Linked DNA regions of Homo sapiens: region 1 is linked to region 2. Evidence: read pairs that join two places in POLR2A ChIA-PET (ENCODE). Cell type or tissue: PC-3. All regions are shown on one strand. Links, peaks and the distances in the headings refer to the core of each region. The heading gives the core; the rest is flanking DNA.

Region 1 (16,715 bases), core at 1,837-9,836, 84 kb after region 2:
CCTGTTTCTACAAAAGCCAAGGGTGTAACATTAAATGCAATTTTGCAAGGGGCTGAGGTGATGTGGTCCAAGTATGTAATCACTTCAGGGAGCCATATGTGACCTTCATACACTGTTGATAATGGCCATGCCTCCCAGTCAGGCCTGTGACACCTGCTGGACAGCAGGCATTCCAAGGCCCCTAAGCACTGAGTTAGCTGGTAAAGGTTAAGGAAAAAGCTGTATTCTTACTACTTTACTCCAAGGTAGTAAAGTGTATGGAAGATGTACCTGACAGAAATAACTTAAGCATCCCCTGAGAATGACCCTGTATGGCAGATGCATCTGACAGCAATAACTTAAGAAGTGAGGGTTGCCACGTGGAGGCTGCTGAGGGGAGGGTGCTGAGTGAAAGTGCTATGTAAACTGCATGCTTTTTATAAGTGGTTGCAGTTCTGTCCAGCCCGCGGCCACTGGACCACCCTGTAAGGTTCCCCAAATAAACCCTATGTTTCCTTCACTAGCTCCAGGTCTCTTCTTTGGCCTCTTGAACCTGGTGCCATCCCTACTGAAGTTAACAGAGGTCTGGCCCAACCTAAGGGCATCATTTTTTAAAGTCCCATGGAAAAAACTCCCAGCAGAGTTCAGCATCTGGGAACGGTTGGCAGGCCCCACAGGAACCACAGCTTCTGCCTTTATGATGCTGAGAAACACTTCACTGTTGACTTCCCCCATCTAAGGGGGCCAGAGCTAAATTTTGGGCAGCTGTGTTTATCCTGGGGGTCCACATATTTGCATCATTCTTTCTTCTCATCGTGATGTTCTACCTTGTTGGTACTGTTCTCTTCCTTCTTTGTGTGAGTTCCTGTTGTGAGCTTCCCCTTGTTCACTGAGGTAATGTAGCCAAACAAGGTTAAAAAGCCCCCAGTAAGCCGGGTGCGGTGGCTCATGCCCGTAATCTCAGCACTTTGGGAGGCCGAGGCGGGCAGATCACCTGAGGTCGAGAGTTTAAGACCAGCCTGACCAACATGGAGAAACCCCGTCTCTACTAAAAATACAAAATTAGCTGGGTGTGGTGGTACATACCTGTAATCCCAGCTACTCATGAGGCTGAGGCAGGAGAATCTCTTGAACCCGGGAGGCGGAGGTTGCTGTGAGCTGAGATCGCACCACTGCACTCCAGCCTGGGCAACAAGAGTGAAACTCTGTCTCAAAAAAAAAAAAAAAAAGTCCCTAATAAAGCCATATCGTGGGGTAATGTCTTTATACAATAAATTACCTACTGTAGAGTGTGATTTTATTTTCCACTAAAACTTGTGCAAAAATCAGAATAGTAGGGTTTTTACCCCTTGACTTCTACTTTGCCCAGATAACAAAAATATAATCAGAATAACTATTTTTTTTAGACAATCTAATTTACAAAATTTTTCCCTCCCAATAACCAACCATACACATCAAAGATACCTCACGTTTCAGTTCAAACCAAATAATATGAATTAACTTTCCAGTTCTGTGACTTTTGAATGTGGGTGCTCTTTGCTACTTCTAAACCCCCATCACTTATCAACAGGTTGGATTCCAGCGAGGGAATCAGAGGCTATTTTTAGATTGTTCAGTACTCAGCTCACCACCCATAAGACCATTTCTCCTCTGCGTGTGGCCTAGTTCTTAGATATACTGTAATTTCTTTCTTCCCCAGGACACTTAAGAAACAGTTTCATTTTCATGACAGGCAAGGGCTTCAGGAAGAGTCGTTCCACAGGGTCCCTGGAAATGAAACCTGAAAGAGAAGAAGCAAATACAGCAGTTTTGAACTACAGGTTAGCAAAATGAATGCCCTACTTCAGCAAGCACTTATTTCTGAAGTAATAGCCGAAGTAAAACCCAAATTCTCATAAAGATGGTATTATGAATTTCCATGCCCACTTCTTTCAACTAGCTTCTAACAACTCTAGTTATAACACTTCACTATGGGCTGGGCTCTGTGACTGGGGGAATTTTGAGAAGCAAATGTCTAGAATTTATGTGCCATAAAGAAGAATTTTATTTCAAAGTGTAAGAGACATGATTACAAAGTGTATTCTGTTTGTTTTTTTCAAATCCTGAGAACCTATGCAAGTAAAGTGTATTTTGGGACTGTACTGCCAAACTCATTGAAATTGTAAGTATAAAATATACATGTATGTGTGTTATATATGTATTTTATATACATATATATGTTTTATGTGTATCTATATAACACGTATGTTTGGCATGTTATATATAGACACAATACATACTTTTTTGTGTATATATGTGTGTGTATATATATGTGTGTGTGTATGTGTGTGTGTATATATATATATATATATATATATATATACACACACACACATAAAACATTACAGCAGCATTCACAGGTAGTACTGAGAACAAGAGAAAAAAATACCCATGCACTATCTGACCACTAGGATCTCAGCTAAGTCAACGAGCCTCTCAAACCACCTGTTGAACTTTCTGACTAGCTTCTGAGGTGTAGTTAGAAAAAAGAGAAAGAGGAAGGAGAAAAAAGAAGAAAAATCATGGACTTTTGTTTAAAAAAACTATGAATAAGAAGCAAAAGCAGGACTTCCTCATGCATTATTAAAAGAAAACCAGTTGAGCACAATTAAAAATAGAAAAGGCATTTCCTCAGTGCAACTCATTTATATTATTTATTCTTGATACAATACAAATAGTGACTGCCTTATCCCTCAAATGCTTTGTTCTATCAACAGAGTGCCACTTAATGGACAGCCCAGACTACACGGCATCTCCAGTCCGTCTGCCCCCTGCCACGTGCTGAGCACTGACTTCCAGAAAGTTCCAGGCCAGTATGTGGTTATCCAGGAATTACTGCCAGCCATGGGGAGCGTTTAGGGAATTCCCAGATCCTCAATTTCCACCTCTTCTCTTTCTTAAGTGATTTCAAGTGCCCCTTTCCACATTCAGCCTTCTTCCGCCTTACAAAAGCAAGCTGGACCCCTCACCCATCCCAAATTTTACAATGATACCTCATCCCCGAGTGTGAAATAGAGGGAGTGTGAAACATATGGAGTACCAAATAGAGGGACGTCTGGAATACTGGTGTAGATCTGACACCTTCATATGTAAGTAGGCTGGTTTCATTCTTGCTTTCAATAAAGTTGAAAGAGGGTCGGAAAGGATTTTCAGTGAATAGATCGCTAAGTATGATACAAAATTACTCTGTGTATTTTGGCATACAACTTGGAAGGTGGTCCAAAATTGGAGTGGCAAGGCTATACCAAAATTTCTTTCATGGCTGGGCATAGTGACTCATGCCTAGAATCCCAGCACTTTGGGAGGCTGAGGCAGGAGGATCGCTTGAGGCTAGGAGTTCAAGACCAGTCTGGGCAACATGGCAAGACCCCGTCTCTACAAAAAGGTAACAGTAAAAACAACCATGCGTGGTGACACGAGCTTGTAGTCCCAGCAACTCCGGAAGCTGAGGCGAGAGGATCACTTGAGCCAGGAGTTTGAAGCTGCAGTGAGTTATGATTATACCACTGTACAGACTCCAGCCTGGGTGACAGAGGGAGCTCCCTCTCTTAAAAAAAAATAATTCCCTCATGCCTAGAGTTTAGGTGGCCCAGGTCTTTCAGTACTTACATCTATAAAAAACAACACTGAAGATTACAATTGACATTGAAAAAGTAAAATTTAGCTTGGCAGGTCAAAATCTGCCCAGCGATTCTTTGGATCAGAATAAAAGACACGGGTAAAGCCAGCTGCCAAGTTAATAGGAAACAATATATTTTCCCCTAGGACAAGCTGCAAAATGTCTTAATTCCATTCTTTGAGTGACTACTGCTTTTGGATTTTGTTCCTTAATATTATAAACTATTGGAAACATTGCTATTTGAAATTATAGCAGTAAAGAATGAAATATTCCTCTAGCCTTGAGGATCTAAGTCACTTTGATACTGAGAAGCAGCCTGGATTTCCAACCCAGGTGCAGAGCTTCAGATAAGGGATTTCTGGACACAACATTCCACGTTGATCTAAACTTGGTATTATAGTTTCTGGGGAAGTGGGACCCTGGCCTACTTTGCCAGCCAGACATGATGTTGACCCCTTTACATTGTACAGCCCTGCTAGTTGCTTGAGTCTATCAAAAACTACTTCATTCAAATTTCACTTAAACTTCACCCTCCCCCCAATTGCTTTAATAACTCCACCTTTCCCTTATTGGGAAACACTTCTCAGTTCTACGGGGGTCCGGTCTCCCTCATTGCATTAAATCAATAAACCTGATCTTGACAGAATACCGGTTTGTTTATGGTGACTACAGGAGGATTGGGTTAGAACAGGAGGAACTGTCTCCTTCCAACAATAGGTAACACTCAGCCATAGAAACATGGACCAATTAAAAGTTTATGCCCCATTCATCTATTAAGGATATATTTCCAGGCCAGGAGCAGTGGCTCACGCCTGTAATTCCAGCACTTTGGGAGACCGAGGTGGGCAAATCACTTGAGGTCAGGAGTTTGAGACCAGCCTGGCCAACATGGTGAAACCCTGTCTCTACTAAAAATACAAAAATTAGCTGGTCGTGGTGGCAGGCACCTGTGATCCCAACTACTCAGGAGGCTGAGGCAGAAGAATCGCTTGAATCCGGGAGGCAGAGGTTGCAGTGAGCTGAGACTGCACCCTGCACTCCAGCCTGAGCAACAAGAGCAAAACTCCATCTCAAAGAAAAAAAAAAAAAATCCAATAAAATTTTACTTGTTTGGAATTATTAATCTACATTTATATGTATTTTTTGTTTTTACAATTATGCACTGCAGATTAGTGATAATTCTATCTAGAAGATGTTTTAGTAAAGCATTTTTTAACATTTTAAGGAAATTGAAAAAATTAAATAATTCATATGATATTTTGCTGTAGAAGTATAATAGGTAGTCAGTAAAAGATTTTCTTTCTCTCTCTCTTTTTTTTTTTTTTTAAGACAGAGTCTCACTGTGTCACCCAGGCCGGAGTGCAGTGGCACGATCTTGGCTCACTGCAACTTCTGCCTCCCAGGCTCAAGGGATTCTCCCACCTCAGCCTCCCAAGTAGCCGGGATTACAGGTGTGGACCACCACGCCTGGCTAGTTTTTGTATTTTTAGTAGAGATGGGGTTTCGCCATGTTGGCCAGGCTGGTCCTGAACTCCTGGCCTCAAGTGATCCTCCAGCCTCAGCCTCCCAAAGTGCTGGGATTACAGGCATAAGCCATTGTACCTGGCCAGTAAAAGATTTTCATGCATAAAAATATATTACATTAGTATAAATTCTGTAGTAGTGATAGAATGGAAATACAAGTTCAAAGAGAAAAGAAAAAATGCAAAGTTTCCAATTGTTAAGGAAGGGCTTGTATATTTATTTTGTAAATGGATGGTGGTATGTACCAGATAGTTATAACATTCAGATTGGACTGGATACATTTTAAACAATGATATGGTAGTTTTTATTTTAAAATGTCAGTGTTTCAGCCAGGCACAGTGGCTCACACCTGTAATCCCAGCACTTTTAGGAGCTTGAGCTAGGCAGATTGCCTGATGTCAGTAGTTTGAGACCAGCCTGGGCAATGTGGTGAAAACCCGTCTCTACTAAAAAAAAAATACAAAAAATTAGCTGGGTGTGGTGGCGCACGCCTGTAGTCCTAGCTGCTTGGGAGGCTGAGGCAGGAGAATTGCTTGAACCAGGGAGGCGGAGGTTGCAGTGAGTCGAGATCGTGCCACTGCAGTCCAGCCTGGGCAACAGAGCCAGACTCTGTCTCAAACATCAATAAATAAATAAAATGGCAGTGTTTCCAATGCACTTGGAATCACATCTCCAACTATATTTGATTTAAAAAACCTTAGATGTCAACTTTTAAAATGGGAAAGGCAAACATGAACAGTGTTTGAAAGCCTCTTTCTAGCACACCTGTGCACTCTGCTGGCCCCCACCAGTTGTAGGACAACCACGACTACAGTGTTAGCTGCACATCTGCTCACGCCACTTGCATTGGTTAATGTAATCATCCTGCTGCATTTAAAATTACGTAATAAACTGCAAAAATAGAGCTGTTAAGAGAGTTATTTCTAGGAAAACTAGTTGAATGCTTGGGAAAGACATACTGAGTCACTAAATATAATTTGGTTAAATTAGGTGTAGGTGTAAAAGATGGGGGAAGACTGCTTCACATGTTTCTTTTCCTAAGTTCTTGCTCTCCTTTAAAAGAAAAAAAAAAAACAGACAAATATCAAAAACCAGAAGTTGTAATCCAGTGTTTGCCAAGGTTTCTTGGTAAGAATTACCTGGGTCATTTGCTAACTACACAGATAAACAGGCATCTTCCCCCTAGAAATTCTGATTCAGGAAGTCTAGGTGGGGGCCTTGGGATCTGATTTTCCTGGTTGTCTGTTTTGTTTTATAAAATAAGGGCTGGAGTCATTCGTATCTTCAGGGGTATTTGGGGAACACGAGGAAGATTATGGATACGACAAGAAAGGTGAGCTCCAATCAGCAGATCCCTACTCAAACAAAAGGCCTTTAGCTCTATTCCAAAAAAAAAAAAAAAAGCAGGCCAAGTGTGTTGGCTCACGCCTGTAATCCCAGCACTTCGGGAGGCTAAGGCAGGTGGATCTCTTGAGGCCAGGAGTTTGAGACCTGTCTGACCAACATGGTGAAATCCCGTCTCTACTAAAAATACAAAAATTAGCCAGGTGTGGTGGTGCACGCCTGTAATCCCAGCTACTCGGGAGGCTTAGGTGGGAGGACTGCTTGAGCCCGGGAGGCAAAGTTTCCAGTAAACCAAGATTGCGCCACTGCACTCCAGCCTGGGCAACAGAGCAAGACTCTGTCTTAAAACAAAACAAAACAAAAAACAAACAAAAAGCAAATGAAGGTAGATTTATGCTTTATATCAAAATGTTTAAAGTATGTATGTGTCCTTTTCTATTAGTCTTGTTTTCAGTGGCTTTTTGAATGAACAGACCAACTAAGCCCTGACTGCATGGACTAGGAGGGCTTCCCTACCCGCCCTTGACAGCACAGCCAGGGAGAGCGCTGGACTTCCCTAACACACACGGTCAACTATCGCTTCAAAGCAGTGACCTCTTCACACCCTAGATAGGTAACTATATAACCACAACAATCTATAAAACTCTTCTACCTAACAATTCCTTAGACTTCTAAACTCCAACAGCAGGTAGCTTGGGTGTCTTCCCTCCCCAGAGCCCCCAACTCCATTACTTTACTGCTCGCCTCTCCTGGGACTTCCTCACTCCACTCCAGCCACACTGAGGGGCCTCTGCTCCAGGTGGTCCCAGTGTCTGAAAAGCTCTTATCCCAGATTATGTCTTCGGCTGCCTCCTTCACCTCCTTCAAGTCTTTGCTCCAATCTCTTCTTAATGAGGTTTGTGCATCTTTACTTTGTGCAGTCTCTTAGCACCTGCTCACGTGCTGTAGAATGTGTACCTTATGTTCACTGCTTACCTGTCTGCCTCAACCACTAGAATATAATCTTTCCTTGGTAGATATTTGTTTTGTTTACTGATATATCCTATCTTAAGCACTTAGAAAAGTGTCTGATACATAGTGGATACTTACAAATATTTGTGGACTTTAATTAAATTCCAACATTTAGAGAAATTTAAAGATCAACAGGGCACAACATAGTGGCTGCAGGGCACAGTGGGCCAAAGGTGCTTTGAAGGCCCTGGCCACCAGCTCCCTGCAGCGACAGTCCCATTTTTGCCTCAGCGAATGTACAAATCCTACAAGCCAAGGCCCCCTGGGGTTGAGTAACAGTCAAAACACTGAGGTTTAAATTCAAAAATGCCTAGGGTTTATTGGAATAGTCAGGGTTTATCAGAAATCATCCAATATAAGCATCGGACATGGGGAAAACGACAAAACCAAAACTGGAACTAATTAACACCTTGAAAATAGAAATACATTCCTGTGGGAGGAGAATTCTATGCCTTTGTCACTAGATTAGAACTGGGGCAAAGAATCTGAACAACTTGTGTAAGGCCTAAGGTGTCTTGTGAGATCCAAATCCTTATTAAAATATAGGCAGCATTCTAGCTGCCTATTTAGGTAACAAAGAAAATCAGGTTAAAAGTAGCAGAGAACATTATTCCATTTTTTTTTTCTCCGTAACCTAGAGCAGGGGTTAGAAAACTTTTTCTGTAAAGGGCCACACAGGACATATTTTAGGCTTTGCAGACCAGCCAGTCTCTGTTGCAACTATTCACCTCTGTCATCCTAATGCAAAAGCAGCCACACACAATATACAAACATATGGCCACAGCTGTGTTCCAATGAAACCTTATTTACAGATACAGGTGGTGGGCAAATTTGGCCCACAGGCAGTAGTTTGCTGACCCCTGACCTAGGGTAAAGTTCAACCAAAATCTGTTAAGCACGAGATATACAATTCTGCCATTGTTAAGCTCTGTGTTTAAACAGTCCTCTCAATTGCTCCAGGGTTGGTTTCTGCCTTTGAAAAATTGAGTAGGATGAGATGACTATCACCAGCATCTCTTCTAAATGTCAGCTTTGATGATGCCAAGAAAAAAGCATTGCTGGCTTCATTGATCAGTTACTCCTTCATTGATGAGATGACAGTTCTTGTGGTCAGTCTGGTTGATAAGTAGCTTGCCAAATTGATAAGAATTTCTAACTAGCAAGTAGCCTGTTTGTTAGAGACAATCATAGGTTTTCAAGACAATATGAAGCTGAAGAATTTTGGCTGAAGTAGCAGCTGAAACAGGTCTGTGGTTTTAGGAGGCTTGACTTGAGCAGTGATATATATTACATGCCAAGAATCTCTCCTGAACTGGCAGGAAAAACCACCAAGTTCAGTTTCTTTCACATGAAGACACAGCCACCATATCCAAGGGATGCTGGGCCCCTGCTGCTCAGTCCATGGCATGGGAGGTGGGGGCCAACTCTAAACTTGGGTTGTGGAAATACTCCAGTTTTATTTTCTTCTTTTTCTCTATCTGCATTTTCTTGCTTTTCTACAATGATGACTTGTTTTAATTCTTTATAATAATTAGAGATGAGATGGAGATCAAATGACTGAAAAGAAACCACATTAGAAGAACCAAACTGGGGACATAGCTCAGGTCCTGCTTCACAAAGTTTATCCTGTCCCACTCTTCGAGTTTTCTGATGGTCTTTCAAACAGACAGGAGGCTTGAGCTGCCTAGCTCCGGTATTACTACGCTTAGTCATGCTAAGTGGCCCAGCTGCTCCACATAGGTGCCACAACACAAATCAGACGGAGGCTCAATGTGCATTTTTCAGGAGATAAGTTAGAAGATCATTTAACTTTTTATCTAACAGCTTTATTGAGATTTGATTCACATACAATCCACCTATTTCAAATATATAATTCAGTGGCTTTTAGTGTATTCACAGAATTATACAACCATCACCACAATCAACTTTAGAGCATTTTTAACAACCTCAAAGAAACTTGTTCTCATTAGCACCCACTCCCAATTCCTCCCTACTCCCAGCCAAAACAACCACTCATCTACCTTCTCTCTATTGATCTGCCTATTCTAGATATTTCGTATAAATGAAGTCATACCATATATGGTCTTTTATGACTGGCTTCTTTCACTTAGCATAACGTTTTCAAGGGTCATCCATGTAGTAGCATGTATGGATATCTCGTTCTTTTTATGGCTAAAATATAGTCCATTGTACAAACATACCAAATTTTATTTATTCATCCTTCAGTCGATGGACGTTTGGGTTGTTTCTACTTTTTCCATTAACAAGTTGCTATGAACATTTGTGTACAGATTTTTGTGTAGATGTATGATTTCATTTCTAGGACTATATACCAAGGAGTAGAATTGCTAGATCATATAGTAACCCTATATTTAAATGCCACATTGTTTTCTAAAATGACTGCGCCATTGTACATTCTCATCAGCCATGTATGAGGGTTCCAATTTCCTCACCAACACTTGTGATTTTCCTTTATCTTAAAAATTATAGCCACGCTTGTGGCTGTGAAGTGGTATCTCACTGTGGTTTTGCTACTGAACATCATTTCAATATGCTTATTGGCCATGTGTATATATTTGGAGAAATGTCTTTTCAAATATTTTGACCTGGTTTTTAATTGGATTGTCTTTTTATTATTTATAGTTGTAAGAGTTCTTTATATATCCTGGATACAAATCCCTTATCAAATATCAAATATTAGACTTACAAATATTTTCTCCGATTCTATGGGTTGTCTTTTTTTTTTTTTTTTTTTTGAGACGGAGTCTGGCTCTGTCGCCCAGGCTGGAGTGCAGTGGCGCGATCTCGGCTCACTGCAAGCTCCACCTCCCGGGTTCACGCCATTCTCCAGCCTCAGCCTCCCGAGTAGCTGGGACTACAGACGCCCACCACCACGCCCGGCTAATTTTTTGTATTTTTAGTAGAGACGGGGTTTCACCGTGTTAACCAGGATGGTCTCGATCTCCTGACCTCATGATCCACCTGCCTCGGCCTCCCAAAGTGCTGGGATTACAGGCGTGAGCCACCGCACCCGGCCTGTGGGTTGTCTTTTTACTTAATCGATGGTACCCATTGGAATACAGAAGTTTTAAATTTTGATAAAGTCCAATTTATCCATTTTTCTTATGTTACTTGCTCTTTTGGTGTCATATCTAAGAAAGCTTTAACCCAAGGTTACAAAGATTTACTCCTACATTTTCTTTTGACATTTTATACTTTTAGCTCTTACATTTAGGTCTATGATCCATTTTGGGTTATTTTTTGTAATGGTGTGACAGAGGGGTCCAAGCTTATTCTTTTGCATGTGGGTATCCAGCACTATTTCTTGAAAAAGACTGTATTTCATCAAATTGTCTTGCCACTCTTTTCAAAAATCAGTTGACCATGAATGTGAGGTTTGTTTTATTGTTCTGTTTTGTTTTGTTTTTTACTGGACTCTCAATTCTACTCCACTGATTCTATATATCTATCCTATGCCAGTGCCACACTGTCTTGATTACTGCAACTTTGTAGTAAGTTTTTTTTTTTTTTTGAGACGGAGTTTTACTCTTGTTGCCCAGGCTGGAGTGCAATGGCACAATCTCGGCTCACTGCAACCTCCCCCTCCCAGGTTCAAGCGATTCTCCTGCCTCAGCCTCCCAAGTAGCTGGGATTACAGGCATGTGCCATCATGCCTAGTTAATACATAGTAAGTTTTGAAATTGGGAAGTATGAGTTCTCCAACTTCATTTTTCATTTTGTTTTGGCTATTTTGGGTCCCTTGCATTTTCATATGAATTTTAGATTAATCTTTTCAATTAATTGCTGTCAAAAGCCAGTTGTGATTTTGATAGGGACTGAGTTGATTGAGCCCATAGATCAATTTGGGGAGCATTGCCATCTTAATCATATTAAGTTGTCCAATCCATGAACACTGGATATGTTTCCATTCATTTAGGCCTTCCTTATTTCTTTCAATAATGTTCTGTAGTTTTCAGAGTATAAGTTTTGCATAGGAGGCAATTTTTTTTTAAGGCTATCTTCTTAGTTCCTACTACTCACACACAGATGAAGAACTATGGATCAAGAACACAGGCTGTAGCTGATCAAAAAGACACATGGAAAAGAAGAGGCTCAGAGCCAGTTCACTCACTTGAGGAGGGGCCTACTGAAGTGTCTGTGGCCCCTTTTCTTTCTTTTTTCTTTTTTTTTTTTAAATCCCAGCAAAGACTTAGAAGAGTGGTTCCTATCCTGGCTGCACACAGGAATCACCTAGGAAGCTTATCAAAATGATGATGTCTGGGCTGCAACTCAGAGCAATGACATCGAAATTTCATGAGGTGGCACCCAGGCATCAGTATTTTTAAAATATGCAGCCAAGGTTGGAAACTGTTGATTAAAGTAATGACAAGATGGTTCAATGAAGTTTTCTATTTTATTCATTTATATTAATTTACTACTTATTTATATTCTAACTTATTCAAAAGGAATTAACTAGATGGACAAGAATTAGAGGTAAAAGCAAAAAAAAGTTGGGGTGAGAAAAAAGACAGAACATGGATGAAGAAATAAAACAGACCCAGGAATAAGACTAAAAATGCATACTATGACAATCTACACTTCCCACCCAAACTTGGGAAGCAGGATCAGTGTCATAATATGGCCACAGATACAAATAACCTTGGCGATTAGACCAAAGGGGTATCTGCCAGGTGGCCTCCCAGTAAGAACGGCAGGTGATGAGGTTCTGCAAGGGCATCTCCCAGGCTTACTTGCGGAGCATTTGGGTAACCTACAACTACAGGTCATCACTAAGTCTAGCTTAAAAATGTAAGGGAAAGCAAAGCCTAAGGAATCCAAGAAGAGCGTTCAAAATGTGAACAAACAAAAGTCCCACGGCAAATTTCGCATACAATGACAGAGCTACCCTACCTTAGTCTACAGTGAATGATTTTGTTCTTCCATAAAAGCAACTGCAGATCAAACAAAAAAACACAAACCCTATGTCTTTTTTAAAAATTAGAGGAGTAGGTCAACTATGTTTAGATGACCATGTCTGTACCTGCCTCCCACATCTCCCTCTCCCATCAGGGTATCCCAGTACCTGAATCTGTTCGTAGCTGGGGTGGTCTCCGTGTTAAATTCAGCCACTGGCACGCCCCTGGCAGCCACCTGGGGGGCAAACATGGCTGCTGGGTACACCACAGAGGAAGTGCCCACCTACAAGGCAAGTACACGGAGATGAACAAACAGCCAGACGACAAGGAGAAGGAACATTATTTCAGAAAACCTTACACAAACTCAGGCAGGTCTGTGGTTGCAGGTGTGAGAAAAGCCAAACAGGATGGGATAAAACAGGGTGTCCAAGGGACAAGGGAAAGTGAAGAGGTGTCCTTTGATCAATCACTAGAATCGAGAAGAATATGTGACATGAAAAGGAGAGTTATGCAAAGAGTGACATAGAAGTGACTCAATCAACATGTTTTGGGGTTAATTCTGGTTTTGTTTCTGCTTTTTAAAGTTAAACAAATGATCCATAACTTTTTAAAACATATTTTCTATCTTTTTGTTTAAGGTAGAAAATACGAAGAAAAAAACATACATATCATCCATAATCTTACCGCAAGATAACCACTGTTAACATTTTCATGTATGTCCTCTTAGGTTTTCTCTTATAAATATTTGCTTATAAACATTCTTTACAGGGATGGGAAGAGCATGACCTGTTTTGTAAACCGGCTTTTCTCATTTAACAATCCATCATCAACAGTGGCACTATACTCAACACTGGGAAGCATTCTTTAAATACTGGCTGAATGAATACGCACCACAAGAAAGTGCCTCTGCTTTTAAAGACGTGTCAAGAAAAATTTGAAATACGCATACAATCTGTCCAATGAATCCCACTTTTAGGAAATGTGTCCTAAGGAAATCATTTGAAGAGCATGCTAAGATTTCTATCTAAGGATATTCACGATATCATTGATTAAACTATCAAAATTTGAAATAGCCCAAATGTCTTACAGTAGAGAATTAGCTAAATATATCATTCCTTATCCATATATAACACCATACAGTCAATTGAAAGATGATATTGATTTAGACATATTGATATGGAACATGCTAAGTGAACTGCTGCGTGAACAAAGTAGTTTCAAAACAGAACATATGTCATGAACTCAGTTTTGAATTTTAATTAATACGTGTACATCTGCATAAGAAAAGGTTTAGACCAGAGGTGGGCAAACTTATTCTGAAAATGACCATACAGTAAATTTTTCAGGCTTTGCAGGCCATTCAATCTCTGTCACAAGTACTCAACTCTGCCACTTGTAGTTTGAAAGTAGTCATAGACAGTGTGTGGAAGAATGAGTGTGGCTGAGTTCCAATAAAACTTTATTTCCAAAAACAGGTAGCAGGCCCAATGTGGCCCAAAGGCTGCTGTTTGCTCACTCCTGGGTCTAGAAGAAAACATACTAAACTGCTAACGGTAACTATTTCTGGATAGCAGAACTATGGGCGATTTCTAATTTCCTCTTTATAATGTGATAATTTTTGCATGTTCTCAATTAAATTTAATCATAAGCATGTATTATTTAAAAAACCAATAGCATGTTCTTTTCTTTGTTTTTGGTGGGGCTGGGGGAGGAGGCTTTGAGATGCCCAAGACATGCATGGTTTCCTATTTTAATACAAATTCTTATTCATTGTTTCTCAGTTTTTCTATAGGATACCACAAAGACCTCTCAACATACATTTGAAGGAAAGGAAGAAATGGAGGGAGGAGAGAAGGCGGGAAGGAAAGAAGCAAGGGAGGGAGGAAGGAAAAGAGGAGAGGGGGAAGGAAAAAATAACAAACTCCAGTCCTGTCCTGGGGTTAGGGAAGGGCATGACCCACCACTAGACATAAATCACAGTGGGCGAGCTCTCTGTCAACCTCCTCCAGAATGGCAGGATCCAGGTTTTCTCCAAACCACACGACGTGAGGTCGCAGCAAGCCCCCGCAGCCTGCCTCTTCACACCTGGAAGAATGGGATCCTTAAGCCAACCCCGAGCCAAGTCTGCCCAGCTGGATCGGAGGGAGGCCAGGGGCTGCCCCAAACCTAGTACATCCAGATGGGTCACCTCTGATGCCTCTTATTCCCTACACCCTCCCTCCCAGCCTATATAAACTTGCCTTGCTTATGAAGCATCAGGTTTAATGGTCTTTTTTTTTTTTTTTTTTTTTGAGACGGAGTCTCACTCTGCTGCCCAGGCGGAAGTGCAATGCCATGGTCTCCGCTCACTGCAACCTCTGCCTCCCAGGTTCAAGCAATTCTGCCTCAGCCTCCCGAGCAGCTGGGACTACAGTCATGTGTGACCACACCCAGCTAATTTTCGTATTCTTAGTAGAGACATGTTTCACCACATTCGCCGGGCTGGTCTCAAACTGCTGACCTCAGGTGATCTGCCCTCCTCGGCCTCCCAAAGTGCTGGGATTACAGGCATGAGCCACCGCGCCCTGCAGAACTGTCCTTATTTTTTATCTTGTCTGTATGTACTTGATGTGCTGACACATTGTTTCAGCTAAGCTTTCCCAGTTCATTCATTATGCTCACATTTGTGCTCACAGCCACCCAGACCTGGGAGACATACTGGACTCAGATTTGCCTCCCACCCCAAGCATCCCCTAATTTCATCAATGACCTCCTTTCATGTTCTCTCAGGTTCATGTCTCTCTGGCCCAGTATGTAGCCAGCTTTCCTGTGTCCATTACTAAAAATCTCTCTTCTTTCACTCCCTCCTACCTCAGGGTTACCTTCTATACACCTCCTAAAACCATCCCCCAAACACCATTTTCATCATAGTAATCTCCTGCATCACAGGAATCCTCCAGGTCTACCTATTCCTTCAGAAGAAAACTTTTAATATTTAGCAATTAAAACCCTCATGAGGAAAATTTAAAAGGTTCTGTGGTTAAATAAGCCAGTAAAGCATTAACATACGTATTACAACCACTTTTTAGAAGGCAGCAATGTGGATTAAATGCTCTAAAAAGTCCTGCAGTAAAGCAAACATATTTTAACTTTGTTTAGTCTAACATTTCCATATTTATTTGAGTGCCTAACATGTTTTTTTCAAGTAATGTCTCAACGTAACATTAAATTAATGTTCTATGAAACACTTTTAGAAGTGCTGTTTTATTTTACCTTAAAAACACTCTAATCCAGCCGGGTGCAGTGGTTCACGCCTGTAATCCCAGCATGTTGGGAGGCTGAGGCGGGTGGATCATCTGAGGTCAAGAGCTCGAGACCAGCCTGGCCAACATGGCGAAACCTCATCCCTGCTAAAAACACAAAAAATAGCCAGGCGTGGTGGCGGGCGCCTATAATCCCAGCTACTCGGGAGGCTGAGGCAGAAGAATCACTTCAACCCAGGAGGTGGAGGTTGCAGTGAGCCAAGATCGTACCATTGCACTCCAGCCTGGGTGACAGAGTGAGATTCCATCTCAAAAAAAAATAAAATAAAATAAACACAACAAAAAAACTTCTAATCCAATTACAGGTTATAGAAGTGCTGTTTTAATGCCTGGTTTTGAAAAATTGGCATAAAAATCTTCCTTTTTTTTTTTTTTTTTTTTAATCTATGAACATTCTGTTTGGTCCTGTAACCTCTCCTATTCAGGTCCTTTCATTGCCTCCCTAACCCTGGATTAATAATGCCAGTGATGTTATTTGACCAGTTACAGGTCAGCCCCTATGCTTTCTGTACACTGGGTAACCACCTGTCGCACGACAGCTTCAGAAACTTTCCCGACCTCAAATGATCCTACCACAACACAAAGCAAAAAGAGGTTGGAAAAAAATCATTCTTTTCATCCTAATTTGGTTCATCCTTTGTCCTTTCACTTTTGGTCTCAGAGATCAAGCCTGGTTTTTACATTTGTGCATTTGATTTAAGAGGCGTCTTGCCAAATACATGTTTAGGTTTTGATGTCTGTTTTTTTTTTTGTTTTGGTAACCTGGAACACCAGTACAAATCAGAGTTTTCTACCTACCGGGGAAGTTTCTCAACTGGGATGCTGGCATCTTGAGTTCCAGGTTCTGGAGCACTGAAGTAAATAATATTAGAAAAGAAAGATTGTTATTGGCATAATAAAAAATAAAGAAACAACATAACTCAGTTTGTATATTTGCCTGGCAGTATGTGGTATAAAACTCCTAATTAATACATGCTCACT
Region 2 (16,715 bases), core at 4,526-12,525:
AAAGAGGAGGCTTTGGAAGGAATCTTAGTTGTATTGAGGGCTACTGATAGAAGGACGGCTGATTTATATTTCCAGAAAGGCACTGGCTGGCTGCATGTTGGCGACTGGAAGGGAGTGGGAATAGGGTAGAATGGTTTATTCAAACTCTTTCCATCAGATTGTTTGAATAAAAAGAGCTAAACTTGCTAGCCTTAGAATTAGGAAGTATTACATATGTTTTCTTCTAAAGCCACATAGAAAACACTTAATACTGAAGACTTTGTAGTTTTAAAAGTTTAAACTTTGGTAGTATGAGGTTGTTTTTTGGTTACCACAGAATTTGAGGTAATAATAAACTTTCAGGTGATGAGCATTGTTAGAAATAGGCCCTTTGCTGCTGATATTACAAGTTTGAGCATCCCAAATCTGAAATTCAAAATGCTTTCAGAATTCAAAACTTGATTTTTTATTTTTTTATTTTTGGGACAGAGTCTCACTCTATTGCTCAGGCTGGAGTGTAGTGGCGCTGTCAGGCCCTTGCAACTTCTGCCTCCCAAGTTCAAGCGATTCTTGTGCCTCAGCCTCCTGAGTAGCTGGGATTACAGGCGCACACTACCATGCCAGGCTAATTTTTGTATTTTTAGTACAGACAGGGTTTCACCATGTTGGCCAAGCTGGTCTTGAACTCCTGACCTCAAGTGATCGCCCGCCTCAGCCTCCCAAAGTGCTGGAATTACAGGCATGAGCCACCACGCCCGGCTCAAAGGAAATGCCCAATGAAACATTTTAGATTTTGGATTTTTGGATTTAGGATGCTCAACTGGTAAGTATGCACAAATATTGTAAAATCTGAAAAAAATCTAAAACACTTCTGGTCCCAAGCATGTCAGATAAGGGATACTCAACTTGGACTGGTCTCATTTAAGAAATAATATGAAACCTTATAATCTTGCATTTAAACTTTTCCTTATACCTTTTACATCTAATTTAAATTTTAATTTAAACATGAAACAAATCTTTTTAGTTTTAATATTTACAGAATTTATCTGCAATTAGTGAATCCTAACAAATATAATGGATCCTTGAAGATTTATAACTGGTACTTTATAGTAATTTTTGCATAATGGAAAAATGTATGGGATTTTAATTCATGCATGGATCTAATATATGTTTCTACCAATTTGGGGCTGGGTATATAATGTGTAAACATTTTATTTTTTTTTCTGTAGGCCCATGACAGATTACAGATTTCTTCATTTCAAAAAGTGAGGTTAAATAATACCTATTTCGTAAATGTTGAAAGAGAAAAATCCATACAAAAGCACCCAACTCTTTGAGAGACTGTTTACTTTCAAATATTGGTTTCTTTCTCTTTTCCCGTAGAAGTAGTCAGAATAGGACATGGGGATATGTGAAGTGATCCCCGAATGTTCATTGTAACTAAATCCTTCATGTGGGTTCAGAGCTCACACTAGATCAGGTTTCTTGAATTTAAATCCCAGCACAAATCCTGGTTTGGAATTCGCTTTTAGCAGTATGACTTTGGGCGAGTTTCATTATCTTCCCTTGGATTCCTCAACTGTGAAATGATAATAGATAGTACCTACCTCATGGGGTTGTTTTGGATATTAAATGAGTTAATAAACTTAATGCTCTTAGAGCAGTGCCTTTCACACGGTATTAAATATATGTAACTATTATTTGTTATTAAGAATACTTTGGGATTACTTTATCACTAAAAGTTTGGGTCACTCCCCTTAAAAAATCAGTGGATTTAGAACTGCAGTTAGATTTTGTTTAGATAGTTTTCTATAGATTTATTTGTAACAATCTAATTTTTAAATATGTAGTTTCCATGGCCTTTTCTCAGGTAACTTAATTATTTGAACATATTTTGACTGAAAAATGTGTTTTACTGCCACCATAATTAAATTTTATTAAAAAGTGACTAGTGCACAGACTTGTGCAATTGTTTCTTTTCTGCTGCTTAGCTCAGTGTAAATCTATTACCTGCATCATATGTTGAAGTAGTTTTGATGCATGTAAATACTGTTGCTTCCATTTTTGTCTTGCCTAGCCAAGCTTGTTGACTCCTTATGGTCACCAGGCTAAAAGAACTTCTGCCCATAACCCAAGTTTTCATGGTAATGGAAGGAGTGGCAGAATTCATTCCATTTTTTTGTGGGGGGAGTGGGGGGTGTGAACATGTACTAATTTGCATTGCAAGTGTAAACTTAAGTGTTTAATAGTAATAAGGCATGTGTTGGAAATTTGATAAATTTGGTCAAGTGTGTGGTAAGGGAGGATATGATCTCATTCATGTGTGATGATTGTATATCTTAAGATACAATTTTTGACTTACAAGAAGGTATTTAGTTTTAAAACAATCATAAATTTAAGGAGAATTCTGCTACCCATGAAGATAATTTTATAGTATGACTGAAAGATTAATGCGAAGTTTGTATTGCGTGGAGCATATTTAACTAGAACACCCCAATAATGATTTAGAGTATTGTTTCTCATGCAGTCCTTTTGGGGATATGGAGACTTGTCTCACTCATACTCTATGAGTACTTTCTGACATGCTACTTCAACTTCTTTCTTTATTCTTCCATGGTTTTGTGGACATATTTTCTCTTAATATTGTCTACATGCTAGCTTTCAAGGTAATTTGTGTCTTGGGCGAGAGGTAGGGGAAGTGATTGTGAGTTTAGCAAACCCTGTGGGATTAGAATTGAGGAATAGCTGGTTTAAAAAGTTTGAAAGCCATTATCTAAAAGATTTTCTAAAGTGTCAGCAGTGGCATGGTGTTACTTCTGTTGTTTAAAAAGAAAAAAATACGTTTAGAAATTAGATGTATTTCTCAATAAGCTATTATTGGCCCAAGAGATTTTATGAATCAGCTTTAATTAATAAGACTATACCAAAGAACAAAACTGTAAATTCTTAAGAAAGCTGTTTTGCCAATTCAATCTAATTGTGTAAGATTTCACTTAGAAATATACAATACAGATGCTTCTGGTTTAAAGAGCCAGGACTTTGGCAAGAGTGTACAGAAATTATATAAGTTATATGCAAATTTAGACCTGATAAAATTGAGATCTTTCTCTCATGTTCTTCATACAGCCTTTTTCCTCTTAAAAATATAGTGTACTCTATAATGTCTTTTATTTAATTTGCATAAAAGGCTGCTAGGTTCAATTTCCATATTTGGATTCTGCAATCTTAATAAAACTAGTAATAGTGTGAAGAGTTCTGTGGTTAACTTGGGCTATTTTGCATATTGGGTTCATGGTGATGATAAACGTTTTATTGAGTATTTGAACTGATAGGAGCAGAAATAATACATCATTCCAAAAACCTATATGTTCCTGAATTGTTTAAGGTTTTCATCTTTCAGTGAATATCTCATGTGACTTCTTTTTTCCTTCCTGTTTCTATGCAGGTCATGGCAAAACCCCAAAAGATGCCGCGTCAGTTCGAGCCACGCATCCAATACCAGCAGCCTGTGGGATTTATTATTTTGAAGTAAAAATTGTCAGTAAGGGAAGAGATGGGTAAGTAAATTTTGGTGAGAAAAATCGTTTGCTAGTTTTTTTGTTTTGGTTCATAATGTTTATGATGTAATTGGAAAGTTGGAATCCTGGAAATTTTGCTAATTGGAAAAGTGGAATCTGAATATTTCAGTATAACAGATTGGATCTGGTTATGCTTAAATACTAGCTGAAGTTAAAGCTTGAGTTGGTGATATTAACTAAGCTTTTCTGGTAGGTTTATTATTAAAATGGAGAATTTGGAATTAAGGAATGAAGGGATGGTGACTCATTTTCCATGACTTTTCTTACACTGCTTTTTCGTGAATTCTGCTAAGAAGTTAAATCCTCTCAAACTAGTAATCATAGTCAGTTGGTGATTCATAGGTATTTTACAGATGTTGGACTTAGAATTTTAGGTTTCAGCTGGGAAATGTGTATTTGTATGCTCTCAACTAGAGGAGATTTTCAAGGTTTAGGATGTGGTTTAGAAATTTCCAAATGAGAATTCCATGGTAGGGCCTGGAACCAAATTTTATATCATTGCTTTTCAGCTTGGGATTGGTGTGTGGTTTGTATGGGTATCAGAATTCACTTATGAGACTATTAAAAATATAGTAATTTTTGGGCCTTACCCCAAAAGTTCCTAAATTAGGATTTTCAGAAGTAGAGCTTTGGGCAAGATAGGCATTTTGAGAAAGCTCCACACTGAATTTTGGTGCCTATCCCTGGTTAAGCACTAATTACCTAGAATCATTGGATCTATCCTATAGTATTTCCTGATAACTTTATTGCATATCAGAGGTCTCTTAAAGCAGTCATAGGGTCTTTAGTTGAGTTACCAAGACAAAGCTTATTGAGCTGTGTGGATAAGTTGCCCTGTGAGGTCAGTCAGATGGACCTCAAATCAAACCCCTCTTAGTGGTCCTCCTGTGTTTAATTAACCAAATAAGTGTATTCAGTAGATTACTCCTTTATCGGCTGAATATTCTCGATGTCAACAGTATGAGCAACAGAAAATAAAAACTTGGAATTCAGTGACAGCTTTTTATGTAACTGCCTCAGTTTTCTTAGGGTAATCAAGCCAAAGAGAAAATCAGAGATGCCAAGGATAGAGTGGTTGAGAGAGGCCCATATTGAAATAGGCACACGATTGTCACCATTTCTCACTTTACAAGCTGTATAATCAGTAAGCTGATTCTTTTTATACTTCAAATTATATGAACTTGACCTCATATTTGGCTGCAAATACCCTGATGATTCTCAAATCTAATGCTACATCTTAGCTTATTCCCTCGAGCTCCAGACAATGTGTCTAACCAAATGTTTGCATTTGAATGTCCCACAGGCATTTAAATTTAGCTTGTTTAAAATCTTTTTCTGAAAAAAAAAAAAAAAAAAAAAAAACATTTGGTTGGTGGTTTCACTATTGCTAGAAACTTGAGAATTTCCTGCTTTTAACTTTTCTGTTCATCTCTACTGCCTCTCCCTTTGTCAGATCTCAATTATTTATCTGCTGAATTACTCTCAGATAGTTGGTTGATGGGTCTCCAGTTGCTGCCTGTTTTGCTCTTATTCTAGTCTATAACTGTTGTCAGGGTTCTTAGTAATAAAAAACTGAGTTGCCTCTACCCGTTTTTTGAGATATCTGTTGCTTCAAGGATAAAATGTAGAGCTTCTTAACAGGACCCCTCAGATCTGACTAGCTCTTGGGTCATTTTTCAGTCTCTTTGTAGCCAGGATACCTTACCCTTTTTCTTTTGTTTTTAAAATTAGGTATATTTTACACATAGTAAACTTTATTCTTTTTAGTGTACTGTTCTGTGAGTTTTGACAAACATGTATAGTCATATAACCAGCATCGCAGTTGATATGGGAGACTCCCCTTATCTGTGGGGGATACATTGCAAGACCCTTTGTGGATGCTTGAAACTGCAGATAGTACTGAACTCTATATATACTATGTTTTTTTTCAGTCTGATAATTGAGAGGGCTACTCAGTGACTAAAGGGCATGTGGTAAATACAGCGTTGATATGCTAGACAAAGGAATGATTCCCAGGTGGGGACAGGGCGGGACTGAATCCAATGGCATGAGATTTTATCATGTTATTCAGAATGGCATGCAGTTTAAAACTTACAAATTGCTTATTTCTGGAATTTTCCAATTAATATTTTTGGACCTCAGTTGACTGTGGGTAACTGAAACACTGAGGAAAGCAAAACCACAGATAAATGCGGACTGCTTTATATAGAACAGCTCTATCATCCCCCAAAATTCTGCCATACTCTTTTGTAGACAACCCTTCCCCATATCTAGCTCCTGGTAACTGTTGACTGGTTTTCTGTCTCTATAGTTTGTCCATTTCAAGAATGGCATATAAATGGAATCATATAGTTTGTAGCCTTTTAAGTCTGGTATCTTTCACTTAGCATAACACATTCGAGATTCCTCCCTGTTGTATATATTCATAGAACAGTCCTTTTAAATCTAATTTTGTAGATAAGTGAACCAAAGTTTGCTTACCCACTCCCCAGTTGAAGAACTTCTCAGTTTCCAGTTTTTTGGCTGGAACTGTAAACATGTATATACAGGTTTTTGTGTAAACATAAGTTTTCTTTTCACGAGTAAGTATCTAGGAGTGGGATTGCTGGATTGTAGTTAAGTGTATTTTTAACTTTGTAAGAAACTGCCAAATTGTTTCACAAAGTGGCTATACTAGTTTGCATTTTGTTCTTTTTGTTTGTTTGTTTTTGTTTTTTTCCTGAGCCAGAGTCTCGCTCTGTCACCCAGGCTGGAGTACAGTGGTGCAGTCTTGGCTCACTGCAACCTCTGCCTCCCGGGTTCAAGCAATTCTCCTGCCTCAGCCTCCCAAGTAGCTGGGATTACAGGCGCCCACCACCACACCTGGCTAATTTTTGTATTTTTAGTAGAGACAGGGTTTCACAATGTTGGCCAGGCTGGTCTCGAGCGCCTGACCTCAAATGATCCGCCTGCCTCAGCCTCCCAAAGTGCTGGGATTGCAGGCATGTGCCACAACACCCGGCCTCTAGCTTTTACATATATACGTTTTTCATATATACATTTTTTTCTCCTGAGCCAGACAGTAAGTTCCTTACAGACATAGTTCTTGTGTTTCATGTGCTTGTTGAGTGACAGAAACCAGCCATGCTGTGGAGGGATATGATATCTGCTGCCACCCCCGGCTAATCTTTTGTATTTTTAGTAGAGTCGGGGTTTCACCATGTTGCCCAGGCTGGTGTTGAACTCCTGAGCTCAGGTGATCTGTCCGCCTCGGCCTCCAAAAGTTCTGGGATTGCAGGTGTGAGCCACTGTGCCTGGCCCACTGGTTTGCATTTCTACCAGCAGTGTATGAGAGTTCCTGTTGATCTTAGCACTAGGTATTGTCATTTTTTTTTAAATTTTTAGCCATTATAATAGGTTTCTAGTGATTTCTTGCTGTGGTTTTAATTTATATTTCCCTAATGACTAATTATGTTGAAGAATCCCTAATTCTCACCTGCTCTTCACCTATAAGGTACCATTTGGAGTTCTCTGACTACGCATGCTGGCTTATATTTCTAGTTCCTTATGCATGCCCTTCCTTCACCTTCTCTTATCCCTTTCTCTATTTGCCTAGCTAATTAATTGGTCTTCAAGTCCTAGTTTAGGAGTACCTTTCTTATGGCATTTTCTCCTTAAAGTAGGAATATGCCTTTTCTATGCCTCCTTTACATTTTGGCCAGACTGTAATTATGATATTTGTATTGTTTCAATTGTCTGCTTACTGCCAACATGACCCTACAGATTTAAGAGTAAGGGACTATTTTAATTTCTATAACTCCAGTACTTAACTTATAGCTGGCTTTTAAAGGTATGAATAAATGAATGGATTAGAAGAAGTACTATTTCTTGTATGTTCTTGGAGAAAACTATTTTTTTGTTTGTTTTGTTTTGAGACAGAGTCTTGCTCTGTTGCCCAGGCTGGAGTGCAGTGGCACGATCTTGGCTCACTGTAACTTCCACCTCCTGGGTTCAAGCAATTCTGCCTGTCTCAGCCTTCCAAGTAGCTGGGATTACAGACATGTACCACCACACCTGGCTAATTTTTGTATTTTTGGTAGAGATGGGGTTTCACCCTGTTGCCCAGGCTGGTGTCAAACTCCTGACCTCAGGTGATCCGCCTGCCTCTGCCACCCAAAGTGCTGGGATTACAGGTGTGAGCCACTGTGCCCTGCCTTTTTGTTTTTTGTGTTTTTTTTTTTTTTTTTTTTTTTTTTTGAGACGGAGTTTCGCTCTTGTTGCCCAGGCTGGAGTGCGATGGTGTGATTTCAGCTCACTGTAACCTCTGCCTCCCAGGTTCAAGTGATTCTCCTGCCTCAGCCTTCCGAGTAGCTGGATTACAGGCATGCGCCACCACGGCCAGCTTATTTTGTGCTTTTAGTGTGTTTTGCCATGTTGGCCAAGCTGGTTTCGAACCCCTGACCTCAGGTGATCCACCCGCCTCGGCCTCCCAAAGTGCTGGGATTATAGGTGTGAGCCACCGCGCCTGGCCAAACTATTGTACTTCTTTGGTCACATTCATTTATCTCTCTGGTAAACGTGTCGAACAAAGTTCTAGGCCCAGCCCATTGTTTTTGGAAGCAAAGAACAATTCATTTATGAAAAAAAAGCAACTCATATTGCTAATTTTGGCCAACTAATGTTTTTCTGGAGAAAAGATTATTTCCTAAAAATCTCAACATCTTTGTAAAGTATGGACCAGAAAGAGTAGCTGTTAGGAACCTTTTGTTTGCAGTGATGTGTGCCCATCTGAGAGTTTATTCTGCTTAATTTAAAACTGAATTTTCGCTGGGCACAGTGGCTCTAGCCTTTAGCACTTTGAGAGGCTGATGCCGGTGGATCATGAGGTCAGGAGTTCAAGACCAGCCTTGGCCAACATAGTGAAACCCCGTCTCTACTAAAAATACAAAAAATTAGCCAGGCGTGGTGGCAGGCACCTGTAATCCCAGCTACTTGGGGGGCTGGGGCAGGAGAATCGCTTGAACACAGGAGGCAGAGGTTGCAGTGAGCCGACATCACGCCACTGCACTCCGTCCCAGGTGACTGTGCGAGACTCAGTCTCAAAAACAAACAAACATACAAACAAACAAAAAAAAAACACTGAGTTTTCTTTTAAACAGTGTTTATCCCAGATCTCAGTTTTTAAAATAAATTGTCCTTGGCAACAAATTTTCTCATGAAATGGCAAGAGTTGGATGTGAATTGCCTCTTTCAATAGGGTAGAAAGAACTGGTGTTAATGTATTATGTGCTTGTAAAGACTTTTAATTCCTATGGTGTACGTTATTTCTAGGTTTACCCTGGAAAATTAGGAATATGACTGTCATGATTGTTACTTGTATTTCTTTATTGCCTAGAAAATGAGACCTGAAGAAAGTTCCTTTTATTGAGTGAAAGAATATATTTCATTTTCTGCCATGAGTTTTCATTTAAACTGAACCTAAGTTTTGTATATGTGCAGCTAAATAAATTTATTAGGACTAAATAGTCTTTAAATATTATTAATTTAAAAATAAAATCTAATGCATTTCACAAGAAAAATTAAATCACTTTATCTACATGACTTTTTTTTTTTTTTTTTTTGAGACGGAGTCTCTGTCACCCAGGTTGGAGTTCAGTGGCACAATCTTGGCTCACTGCAACCTCTGTCTCCTGGGTTCAAGGAATTCTCTTGTCTTAGTCTGTCCTAGTAGCTGGGATTACAGGTATGCCCCACCGCACCCAGCTAATTTTTGTATTTTCAGGAGAGATGGGGTTTCACCATGTTGGCCAGGCCGGTCTTGAACTCCTGACCTCAAAATGATCCACCCACCTCGGCCTCCCAAAGTGTTGGGATTACAGACGTGAGCCACCATGCCTGGCCCTGCATAACTTCTTTAGGGCATATATTTAACGGGTGTGTGTTTACTTTCCCTTCTTTTTAGTGATCATTGACCGTTGAGATGAATTTCTTTAAGGAGTCTGTATCTTAGGTACTTTCAGTTCAGGGATTTCATTCAAATTTTAAATTATGCATATTAATAGAGGCAGTGGACATACTGTTAATTCTAAATGTGAGAGAGAACAAAATTTTTATTTGAAAGTTTTTAGAATTATAATTTATTATGAATGGTATTTTTAGCTCTTCAAACAAAATATTGATGCCACTCTTTGACAGTGTTTCAGTAAGAACTGGCAAGTAATTCAGTCTCTCTGTTCTGTTCCTAAATTCTTCTGCTGATAATAAAGTGCACTCTTTCAGAATGTTCCTTTTATGCTTGCTGACTTTCTAGTTTATTTCTTGGCGGGGGAGGAGAACAAAGGTCTTTCTTCCTGTCTAGCTTTGAAAACTAGAAGGATCTTTCCTTCTAGGTTTGATTCGTTGTAAGCAGCAAATGGAAGCACAGGGTAAATGTGAACAAAGAGTAAACAATACATTTATTATAAGTAAGCAATATATTTATTTAACAAATATATGTTGAACACCTATGATATAGCACATCGTCAGCAGCTGAGTGGGGATAAGAAATTATTTTATTGATTTGTCTTATTCATAGTTCTTACTAGAGGACCTGACATTTAGTAGAAACTCAATTAATACAGTGAGTGAACTGAATGTGGTCCCTGCCCTTGAGGAAGATCAAATTTAGTGTAGTCATATGTCACTTAACTACGGAACATGTTCTAAGACATGAGTCATTGGGCGATGTTTTTTTATGAACATCGTAAAGGGTACTTATGTAAACCTAGATGGTATAGCCTACTACATACCTGGGCTGTACCTACTACATACCTGGTCTGTCCAACAGAGGACTACATACATAGTCCTTTGTTGACCAAACTGTTGGTATATGGTGTTTGGAAGATATGGTGGGACAAGGCAGGAAGCAGAAATATGCAACTCTTAAGACATAATATACTAAGTACTTAGAAATGAGACCATGTATGGGAAAACTGAGGAGAGAGTAATTAATTTTGGCTCAAGGAAATATTTATACAGGAAGTAGTAGTTGGTAGACCTTACAAAATGAGTAAGAATTTGAGAGGCCTTTTTGGGGAAGAACATTCCAGACTATGGTAAATGGCCAGAATAGTCTCACAGGAAGAGTGCAACTTTGTGGTCTTTGGCAGAGATACATGGTTCAGTATTGTTGGGGACTTGGATTATAAGGAAGAGTTATAAAAGTAAGAACAGGCTGAGTGTGGTGGCTCATGCCTGTAATCCCAACACTTAGAGAGCCCGAAGCGGGTGGATCACCTGAGATAAAGAGTTCGAGACTAGCCTGACCAACATATAGTGAAACCCCATCTCTACTAAAAAGTACAAAAATTAGCTGGGTGTGGTGGCACATGCCTGTAGTCACATCTACTTGGGGAGCCAAGGCAGAAGAATCGCTTGAACCCAGGATACAAAGGTTGCAGTGAGCCGAGATCACACCACTGCACTCCAGCCTAGCGACAGAGTGAGACTTCATCTCTCAAAAAAAAAAAAAAGGAAAAAAAGTGAGAATGGAATCAGATGTTATAGAGCCTTGATGATAGTTCTAGGGTGAAATATACTCTATAGGTAGAAGGGAGCTTTCAGTTTTTTGTTTTGTTTTGTTTTTGTTTGCAGCAGAGTCTTGCTCTGTCACCCAGGCTGTAGTACAGTGGCACAATCAAGGCTCTCTGTAGCCTTGACCTCCCTTACTTAAGTGATCCTCCTGCTTCAGCTTAGCCTCCCAGGTAGCTGGGACTATGGGTGTGCGTCACCATGCCCAGCATTTTTTTTTTTTTTTTTTTTTTGTGGAGATGGGTCTCGGTATGTTGCACAGGCTGGTCTTGAACTCCTGGCCTCAAGCTATCCTCCTGCCTCCCTAAGTGTTGGGATTACAGGCATGAGTCACTGCACCCAGACTGCCTTCAATCTTTTTGAGTAGGGAAGATATATGATACCTGCTTTAGAAAGATAATACAAAGTGGGGAGAGGATGAAGTGTGTGATGGCGGTCTGCAAGACTGCTACAGAGTTTACGGGCTAGGGCTAGGAGTTAGGTTGTGAGGCGGTTGCCTGAGGATAGAGTGTGATAGAGATTTAAAAAAAAAAATAACAGGAGGAAAATAACAGACGAGGAGATTTAGTTTGTCGAGTACCTGTTATGTGCCAGATACTGTGCTAAGAACCTAGGATTGACAGAGATGGAGACAGGGCTGTAAACATGGCTGAGAAAGGGTACCTACTTTCCAGAAGTTTGCAGGTAAGAAGGGAAATGAACATGTAAGTAACTAATAAAATCCAGTATGAGATACACAGTAGTAGACATATAAACAAATTAGAGAAGTATGTTGGAGGAGGTAACCAACACTGTTGGAAGACAGGGTGGTGATCAGGGAAGTCTATCTAGGAAGCTTACATAAAATTACAGAAGAGGAATACAGTTAAACATAAGCTTCTCTGTCCTTCAGTTGCTCAGGTATCCTTCACAAGATAGGATATGAACAGAGATGTTAAAGATTAGTAGCTGTTTTAGAAGCTGACTAGTTACTTTTGTTGAGAAATATAGTGGAGATGTAAATCTTGGCTCTGCTACTTAACTGGTTCTGTGGTTTTGTATTTTTTGACAGACTCTCTCAGTCTGTGAAAAGGAAATAATAGTGCCAACCTCATAAGACTAAATTACATAACTCACTTAAAGCACTTATTAGAGTACCTGGTGTGAAGCAAACTCAAGGTAGCTTGATGCTGCTCTGAAAAAAGATGCCTGGTGCACAGCAAACTCGTGTCTTCTTGCTGCTGCTGTTGCTGCTGGCTGCTGCCACTGCTGCTGCTGGAGGAAGCTCAGCATAAAGTTTTGTGGGAGGAATGTGTCTGGAGATGATCATGAAGGGACTTCTAATGCTAATGGGTGTTACCTTTTATCTTTCAGGTGCTAGTTTTAAGCAAGGGAATTATATGGTTGGATTTGCTTTTTAGGTGGGTTATCTGAGGGTAATATGGAAAATAGATCTGAGACTGACTTCTAGAGATCAGTTGGGTTATTGTAATAATAAATTGAGGGTTTAATCTGTGTGGTGGGGTTGTAGAGGAAAGTAGACAGATTTGTTAACTAATTAGGACTTAATTTTTTACATGAAATCTGTCTTTATTTCCTTGATTAGGAAGTAGGAGTAGTAAGCACGTAAAGGTAGTTGTTGAGAGAATGTTAAGAATGACTCCCTAGCTTTTGTCTTAGAAGATTAAATGGATAGTGATGTGACTAAATACATCAGAAAATACCAGAAGAGGATTTTTTTTTTTTTAAGAGATAGGGCCTCACTTTGTTGCCCAGGCTGGAGTGCAGTTGTGTGATCATAGCTCACTGCAGCCTCAAATTCCTGGGCTCAAGGGATCCTCCTGCCTCAGCCTCCCAAAGTACTGGGATTACAGTTGTGAGCCATCACACCTGGCCAGGAAGTGGATCTTTAAAGAAGATGATGATGAGAACAGTGTTTGAGCTGCTAGGGGAATCCCAGAAAATTAATAGCAAAGGCTTTGACTAAAAATAAATGGGATTTAGGAGAGTAGGGCTGAAGGTAGATTTTGGAGTGGTCAGAAGGTTAAGTTGTTAAAGCCATGGGAATTGATAGGATCACCCAAGTATGTAATGTAACAAAAACAAAGAGGGCCTAGGGTGGACACCTGAAACACCATATTTAAAGGACATATAGAAGGAGGGAATTCGTCTGAGATTCTTTTCATGTACTTATGAATTTTTTAAAACAATTTCTTCTTGTTACATAATCATCTAAGATTCTATAAAAGAATGGTCAGAGAATTAGAAGGCAGATCCTAGGTGTTTTCAGAAGCCAAGGAAGTCAGTTCAAAGGAGGACTGCTAAGTCTCCACTGGTTTGTCATTTGGGGGGTTAATTAGTCCTTGTGATAGCAGTTTCCTTAAAATTGGGGTGATAGCAGGTGCAGTGTGTCAAAGAGAGGTAAGGAATGGAGATAATGTGCCAGTGGACTTAGTAGCTGTGTTGCTGTTGTGAGAAACAATAATTCACAACCCATTTAGAAAAGTAATACACTGCCAATTTGATAATTCAAGGCCAGGCGTGGTGGCTCATGCCTGTAATCCCAGCACTTTTGGCAGCTGAGGTGGGAGGATTGCCTGAGCCCAGTAGTTCGAGACCAGCTTGGGCAACAAAGCGAGACCCTGTTTATTAGGCTGGGCATGGTGGCTCATGCCTGTAATCCCGGCACTTTGGGAGGCTGAGGTGGGTGGATCACCTGAGGTCAGGAGTTCGAGACCAGCCTGGCCAACATGGTAAAACCCTGTCTCTACCCAAAATACAAAAAAATAGCTGGGCGTGGTGGCGCATTCCTGTACCCAGTTACTTGGGAGGCTGAGGCAGGAGAATCCCTTGAACCTGGGAGGCAGAGGCTGTAGTGAGCCAAGATCGCGCCGCTGCACTCCAGCTTGGGCAACAGAGCCAGACTCCATCTCAAAAAATAAATAAATAAATAAAAATAATAAAATTAGCCGGGTGTAGTGGCATGCACCTGTGGTCCCAGCTATATGAGAGGCTGAGCCAGGAAGATCGCTTGAGCCCAGGAGGTCAAGGCTGCAGTGAACTGTGTTTCTGTCACTACACTCCAGCCTAGGCTACAGAGTGAGACTCTATTTCGGGGGGCGGGGGGGGGGGGGGGAAGAAATTTTGGAAATTCAGGAAAGAAAAAAAAGTACAGAAAAAATGTAAGGGAGAAAACTAAACCATGATTTTTGTATAATTAATTGCTATCAATACTTCTGCTCGTTTCTTTCGGATTTTATATATACACTTATATTTTAAGCTTAGTTATACTCTTTTTTTTTTTTTTGAGACAGAGTCTCGCTCTGTTGCCAGGCTGGAGTGCAGTGGTGCAATTTCGGCTTACTGCAATCTCTGCTTCCCAGGTTCAAGCAATTCTCCCACCTCAGCCTCCCTCCCATTAGCTGGGACTACAGGCGCACACCACCACGCCCAGCTACTTTTTGTATTTTCAGTAGAGACAGGGTTTCACCATGTTGGCCAGGATGGTCTCGATCTCTTGACCTCGTGATCCTCCCACCTAGGCCTCCCAAAGTGTTGGGATTACAGGTGTGAGCCACCGCGCCCGGCCTGGTATCCTCTTTATACAGGTTTTTACATCCTGTGTTTATCATTGATTTATTTAGTATTTTTGGGGAGACAGGGTATTTCTCTGTTGCCCAGGCTGTAGTGCAGTGGCGCATTCATAGCTCACTGTAACCATAGCTCACTGTAAACTGTTGGGTTCAAGTGATCCTCCTGCCTCAGCCACTCGAGTAGCTAGGACTACAGAGATGTATCCTATGCCTGGCTTATTTTTGAATTTTTTTGTAGAGGATTATTATTGATTTATTTCTATGTAGCAGTTATAGTATGTTTCTTACATAATTATAAGCATTCTTCTATGAGATTAAAAGCTCTGAATATCTTTTTATTTTTGGCTGTGGCATAGTCTAAGTTTATTAAGGCACATCCATAGCTGTTCTCCTGTTGCCAGTTATTTAGATTGTTTTAATTCTTTCACTATTCTAAATACTCTTTTTTGCATGAAATTTGTCTTTATTTCCGTAGGAAAGATTTCTTGAAGTGGAATTATGGATCACAAGAAGGGGTATGCACATTTTTAAGGCTTATGATGCACATGGCCAAATTACTCTCCGGAAAAATTATTGCAATTTATGTTTGGGTGGGAGAGACCTTGTTGTATGTATATGCTGAGGAGAAGGAATCACTAGTGAGTCCAGGAGAAGGCTGAGGAGGCGAATGAGGCAAGTTTCTTTGCCCAGTAGGTGGGATATGGGGTTTTAAGTATAAATTAGGAAGGTGGGATGCTGTGCGGAATTTATTTATTGGCACTTATCACTACTTCTGGAAGCCTGTCTTGACAGCCTTTTCACCTCCAAACAAGATGAGGCTCCTCTGTTAACACCCTTTCACAGCATCTTGTACTTCCCCTTCATAGCATTTAATCACCTTCATAATTATTTATTTAAGATCTGTCCTACCCGTTAGAGTATCCCTTTAGGGAGGGCACAGACTTTTGTCTTTGCCACAGCTTTATCTGTGTCATCCTACACATAGATATTTAGTAAATGTTCATTGATCAGAGAAGTGAAGGTATTGAGGAACTGTGAGATTTAAAACCACAAATTTGTGACAGCGGTTTACATACTTACAATTTTTTACTATATACCCAGCTGGTTAGAGAGGAAAGTTGAATTGTATGATTGATGCAAAATGGGAAACTATAGGTTAGGTAAGTTGGAAGAACAATTGTAGTAATTGAGGTTACGGGTGAGGGAATATCTAAATGGACCATTTTAGTTCAGGCTGGGTAGGGAAAAAATGAAATCAGCACGGAGCTGATATACTCAGACAAAATGAGAGATTTATATATTGCTGTTTTTAGTGAGTTTTAAGGAGATGCAGAGGGATTTCTGAGGTGGATTTGCTGCATTTGGCTAAGTGTAGGGCATAACAATGAAAGACAAGAGAAGAAAATCTTTATCAGAGAGGCTTTTTTGGTCTGTTTTGTTTACTGCTATATCCATGTTGTGTAGAACAATGCCAGACACAAAATAGGTGCTGCATAAATATGTTAACTAAGTAGAGGTGGGTAGGGATAATAACATCTTTTCTTTTGTAATCCCCTAGCACTTGCTGTGCATAGTACAGAGTATAGATAGTCAATATTTATGGAATGAACAGAATGTGAGTCTTGGATTTTGGATATGTTCTAAAAACCATTAAGAATGGTAGGAGCCACATTTTTGGTGGAGAGAAAAATTGGTTATTTAAGAAGGTATGAAATATGGGAAAAGTGACCTAAAGATATATAACCATCATGTTTCTCAAATTATTCTTGAAGTGGTTATCTTTAGTGCAGTTTAAATCCCAAATCACCCTTACCTCTTACTCTGTCAGTTATTTTATACTTAACAAGTATAGGTGTTTTTTTTTTCCCAAGAAATTTTTTTTTCCAATTACAAGGTAATGCATTCTTAATGCAAAAGGGAAAATCAAATAAACAAATCCTGTGAAATAGAAAAAAAATAACATATTTTTAAAAGCATATACAATCCTACCACCTGGATTAATGGCAGTTGACATTTTGGAGTATATTCTCTCCAGCTT

What was found. Peaks named below come from ENCODE experiments on the same cell type or tissue, not always from the same donor. Only the 100,000 strongest peaks of a DNase experiment are listed, where the experiment ranks them.
Region 1: POLR2A ChIA-PET joins it to region 2 with 12 read pairs; 19 of 35 experiments call an interaction of 5 or more read pairs at or near these places.

What each region holds. Positions count from the first base shown.
Region 1 is chr6:13,596,834-13,613,548 of GRCh38, reverse strand. SIRT5 (sirtuin 5) reads right to left here. Exons shown (of 10, transcript NM_012241.5): 7 at 16,533-16,586; 8 at 14,394-14,517; 9 at 12,600-12,715; 10 at 1-1,759. The coding sequence ends at 1,684. It overlaps LOC105374938 (a long non-coding RNA gene), which reads left to right and starts at 4,955. Exons shown (of 2, transcript XR_007059460.1): 1 at 4,955-7,118; 2 at 13,908-14,519. It overlaps LOC124901263 (a long non-coding RNA gene), which reads left to right. Exons shown (of 2, transcript XR_007059461.1): 1 at 1-2,140; 2 at 2,736-4,283. In PC-3, for the core only: no CTCF peak of the experiment used is centred there; no DNase peak of the experiment used is centred there.
Region 2 is chr6:13,683,606-13,700,320 of GRCh38, reverse strand. It overlaps RANBP9 (RAN binding protein 9), which reads left to right. Exons shown (of 14, transcript NM_005493.3): 2 at 3,425-3,536. Among named protein-coding and RNA genes, the nearest start is that of RANBP9, 20 kb to the left of the region's middle. In PC-3, for the core only: no CTCF peak of the experiment used is centred there; no DNase peak of the experiment used is centred there.